2 separate regions of the Homo sapiens genome follow, and region 2 is linked to region 1. Evidence: chromatin loops called from intact Hi-C (ENCODE). Cell type or tissue: heart right ventricle. All regions are shown on one strand.

Region 1 (2,500 bases):
GCCTCCTTGAGGTGAGTACTTAATGTTGATCAGCTTCTGAACACAACATCCAGAAACAGGTTTGTGCTGCTACTAGGATCAATAATGAGAATGCGAAAAACATTGGCAGAGAGATTCCAGTGGCCTTCCAGATTGCAGTGCAGAGAGCCTGCTTGCCAAGAAACCAAACATAGGTATTAATCTTGGCATCCGAGAATGTGACTCTCCCTGTTTTCTTGAGGGTGCAGGGACAGGGAGAATAATTGCCAAGGCTATTCCTTCTATTCCTTTGCCCAGGTTGGTCCCCTAGAGATGGAAAAAAGTCCTTTATGCTATTTGTGTGTATAAACAGTCTCCAAGTTTCTTCTACCCTCTGGGTATGCTTTTTCAGGTGTCAAATGAACATGATAATATTTTCTAAGAGATGATTTTCATGCTGACTCTTTCCCTAAGGAACAAGAGGTCTTGAAGAGCTCATAACACCAGTAGCAGATACCAGAAAAAGGTGCATATCTTAAACCCAAGTGACACATAAATTAGACATCAATAAGATTACAGCTACTCTCATTCTGTGATTTGTAATCCATGAAAAATTGCTTATAAAATGAATGTTTTCTAAATGAAACAGGACTGAAATGGTTATTTTGAAGAAATTTTCCTGGGAATGCTCTGTGAGATGAATCACCAACTCCTAATTTATCTGCCTGGTAAATGTTAGGTTTGCCTAATGCAAAGTGTCCCATTGATAGGGATAATAGCAGGCACCACAAACACTTGTTGAAATCATCTTTGCTTAAATGCTAAATAGAGCATCGAAACTAGTTTGAGGCTTCACATTAAGAAAACTGTTACTAATTTTGAGCATGTATAGATCGTGAAGATGTAGAAAGAAAAGTTGAAGGAATGGGGTTATTCAATTTGGGAAGAAAAAAACAAACATATAATCACAGTTCTGCCTTTGAGTGTCCAAAAGCCCTCACCTTAAGGATACAACAAACTCTAAGCCACATGAGCCATAGAACTAAATAATAAACCATTTTTATTTGAGACAGAATAATTTGCTGATGGTGGAGATTGTGAAGGCTGGTATTGGGTCAATAAAGAAAGTTGTAGAAGGAGCTACTCTGAAAGCCTTAAAAAATAAACTAGTTGCTCTCTTCTGTTTGATATAATTATGGTAGTTTCTGGGTTTTAGAGGAGTCCTAAAGAAAATTCTTGAGATGATCTTTTTTGGAGAAGCCCTGTGCAACACTCAAAATTACTTAATCCAACAACCATTTCCTGATTAGCTACTAAGAGAGGAATAAGACATCCTATGTATCTCATGGGTACTTGCAATCTAGAAGTAAAGTTATATACAAACAATTGTAATACAACATGGTAAGAGTTAAAATGGAAACATAACAGAACAATGACCTTTCTTGGTTAGGATTTACTAGAATATGTGCCAGTTTGACTCAGTAGATGGCGGCAGAGATGCCAGCAAGACCTTCAGTGATTGGAATTGTTTTTATGGGGAAGAAGTGAGGCTGGTCCTATTGTTTCTAGTCGTATTTTTCAATATAGTCATATTTTCTGGTTGGAAAGCTTGAGCAGCTCAAGGACCATTCTTGGAGGATTTGTATTCTTAAGAAGATGGCCCTTTAAGGAAAATTTACTCTATATGAAAATATGTAAACATCCAAGCACTTTTTCATATTTAGCTTTTCAGTGAAATAGGGATGAGGGTGGGGTGAGTGGGGTGAGTCCAGGCCTGGAGAGAGGACTTTGTTTTCTAAACATAGCATTTATTTTCGAGGCACTTCAAAGGATGTATTGTAGTAGGATCCTGCTCTTTATGCAGCAATCCTACACTGTTAGACGCTTGACCAGGCCCCTCGTGGCTTGGCTGACTTTTCTGTTTGTGCTGCTTTGGGCTGAAGCACAGGCTAGTTGAAGAGTTGTTGCTGATGCCGTAACTGTAGCTTTGAAACCTTTTGGCATGCTCAGTGTATTCTTCAGGAAACTAAGAAATGTAGACTTAGAAATAACCCAAGCCAGACAACTTGTTGCCAGATTGTGGGGAGTGTATTCTCCCAAAATCATTGAGATGGTTTCAGAACTAACTGAAGAGAGTGCCTGGTTATTCTGCTTGCACAGTCTTCAAGCCTTGATTCAAAGTGGGGCAATGAGATTAGTGCAGAGGTGAAGGCAAGAGGCGTCTGTGTGTGCCTCCGGAGAGACCCTAGCCTAGGAAGCAATTCTGAGACTTTGTTATTTTCTGACCAGAACTGCCAGCTCACGGATCTCCACATACCACTTAGCTTTTGAAGGGAGCCTATGAGCCAAGGTTAAGTCTTCTTTCACCCCACAGTTGGGGTTTTATTTGTTGTCTTTGTTCCTCAGCTCTGTCTCCATCAAAAACAAGATAATGAGCTTGTTGGTCAAGCAGCTTGTAATTTTCCCAGGTCAGCTGAGTGTCTAGAGGAGGAGAAACAAGGCCTGATGATTCCTGAGTAGGTGAATACATTTAGGAGGACAG
Region 2 (2,500 bases), 270 kb after region 1:
ATATTTTAGGGTCAGACCTCAATTTCATCCTTCCCTCTTAAGAACTTTTACAGATCCTTCAAGCCTCAGCTCGTCACCTCTCTGATGAAGCATTTCCAAGCAGTAGATGTCCTCTGAGGCTCCAGGGTACTTTGTGCCAAATATCTTTAGTTTGTCCTTTCACATCCCCTTTTTGCCCTTGTCCACCCTGCTCTGTGCCTGAAGCTGGTCTGCATGGAGAGCATCAATGGGCTCCCTTGTCCTCTGGTTTCAGGTTGACTTTGGCCAACGGGGAGCACTGGTGGGAAATTAGAGAGATGGAGGAAGAATAGGGAGGCCGGGCCATTTATTTCCCTGGCTGCCTCCCGCAGGGTCACTGCATGCTGGCAGAGTCCCCTGCTATCAGTCGTGGCTTCTCTCAGGCTGCCATCTCATGTGGCTCTCATATTCAAGGTTGCAGCAATTGTCCTCTCCTCCTGTCCCTTCAAGCCCAGGGCCAGTGAGAGCAGCCGCCATTACTAGCTGCATAGTGCTGCACTATCCCTGGTCATTTCCTCATACCTTCCCCATCCCTTTATATAAATAGTCCCATTTTAAAGACTCTCCTCGAATTACCCAATTTGAATGGATATGTTGCTGAGACTCTGTTCAAGTCCTGTCTATCTCTGACACTAGAGATGGGACCATTCATCATGGGATCCCCTGTGCCTGCCACACAGAAGCTACTTAATAAATGTTTGCTGAATTTGTACCTCTCAGTACACCTCATAGTTCTAGTGCATTTAGGTGTTCAAGACATATTTACTCATTTCTTAAGTATTATATTTCTATATAATTGATGTTTGTTTTCAAGTCATAAAATAAGTTCTGGAGACTGTTACAAAATAAATAGCATTCTTTAAAAGCTGATGAATTTCAATTGACTCCCACAGCTCTCAATGAGAAGAGGAAGGACATATTGCCCCCAGGTGGCAAATATCTGTGCAGTGCAAGGAAAATGAAGTGAAAAATGGAGCTGGATTAGGCCAGCCTTCTGGCATAATTCTACATGTGCTTAGTTATGACTGTAGCAACCAATATAAAATTCTCATTGCCCAGCATATTTATGGGCATATAACACGTGCCCTCAGTAAATATTAACTGAGTGAATAAATATGACACATTCTGTTACTTGTAAATACTCTGACAGATGTGTAAGGTGGTGTTATGTACCTTTTTTGAGTTTCCGTACTGCCAGCATACGGTGCTGGGCAGATAGTTCCCAGATGCGAAGTGTTTTATCATCGCTCACTGTTGCACAGATGGGCAGGAGAGGGTGAGCTGCCAACCCCCACACTTCTCCTTCCATGTGCCCCTGTGGGAGAGGAAAAGGGGCAACATAAACTCTACTTATGCTGTTTGGCTAGCCCTTCTTTAGCCTGGTGCTACATATTCAGTCCAAGAGTACCACAAAAAAGCACAAATAGGAATAAACACACTTTGAGCTTCCTTGAACCAAAATCATCACCCGAAATAATTTTTTCATTTAAACTTGAATCTACAGCTAGACCTACACGATGCTAAATCATTCATTTGCAAAGCAAAACATGAACTCATTGCTTATTGGTTTTGTTTATATGATGCCAAACATCTTTCCATTTAGAAACATCCAGGTAAATGGTGAAATGCCTGCTTTTCTGTTGTTTCATACTAAATAAACATAGTATATATGTACCCTCCTAGTAAAGCAGCTTAATCACAAGGACACAAACCACTTCCTTCAGTTAAATCATATTCTAAAAGATGCAGGTACGACCCATTCATGTCAGTGAAATTGAAGAGCAATATTCTAATTATTTATGCAATTTTAGTCCTTTGAATGTGTAGCATTCGGCAGAGCAGAAGTAAAGGAAGCTAAATTTTCATTTCAAGCGTCCTCGGTGTAGCCCAGGTTCTGCGTCTGTTCACAAATTGGTCTGTCCATGTGCCAACAATGAACATCAAAAACTGAAAGGTGCTTAATAAGCACTGGACCAATTCCATGTATCTGTATCTTATCACAAACACACTTGGCTGGCTTAGAATAATAACTAAGAGAAAGCAGTATTTTTTTATAACGAACACTTAACAGGGAGAAAATGAATTTGATTCTCATAATTTTTCACTCTATAATGCAGTGTGTAAAGATTAGTGCTACAGAGCAATAAAACAGACCAGATTAACTGTTTACTGAATTTTGGCTTTTTAATGGCTAATTACAAAAAGGCTTTGCTTAGTAAAGCAAAAAGGAAGCCCACACACAGGCATCTGAAAGGTGTTTGTAGCTGGAATGCTTTGGGGAACAGGTGGCTTTCCAAAGAGAAATTGGATGATTCCAATTTAACTGAGAAGCTATTTGAGCAAAACAGTAATTTGGCAGAAGATGTAAAGTTCCAAATACAACTGACATTCAAATATGAGAAAATGAGGGCTGAAGGATACAGACATTGTTTTTGAATTTATTGGATTTGAGGACACCCTACATCCCCGGTTTTCTAGCCTT

Evidence for each region. A loop is a pair of places that touch in the nucleus more often than their neighbours do. Peaks named below come from ENCODE experiments on the same cell type or tissue, not always from the same donor. Only the 100,000 strongest peaks of a DNase experiment are listed, where the experiment ranks them.
Region 2: it touches region 1 in a loop (2.5-fold over the local background); 90 of 110 quality-filtered maps call a loop at or near these places.

Annotation. Positions count from the first base shown.
Region 1 is chr2:55,167,701-55,170,200 of GRCh38, reverse strand. No RefSeq gene overlaps it. Among named protein-coding and RNA genes, the nearest start is that of CLHC1, 63 kb to the left of the region's middle. In heart right ventricle, a CTCF peak has its summit at 1,441 (motif pointing right); DNase peaks (open chromatin) are centred at 1,444 and 1,872; H3K27ac peaks cover 1,020 bases.
Region 2 is chr2:54,898,474-54,900,973 of GRCh38, reverse strand. EML6 (EMAP like 6) reads right to left here. Exons shown (of 42, transcript NM_001039753.4): 22 at 1,192-1,333. Among named protein-coding and RNA genes, the nearest start is that of EML6-AS1, 150 kb to the right of the region's middle. In heart right ventricle, a CTCF peak has its summit at 943 (motif pointing left); no DNase peak of the experiment used is centred here.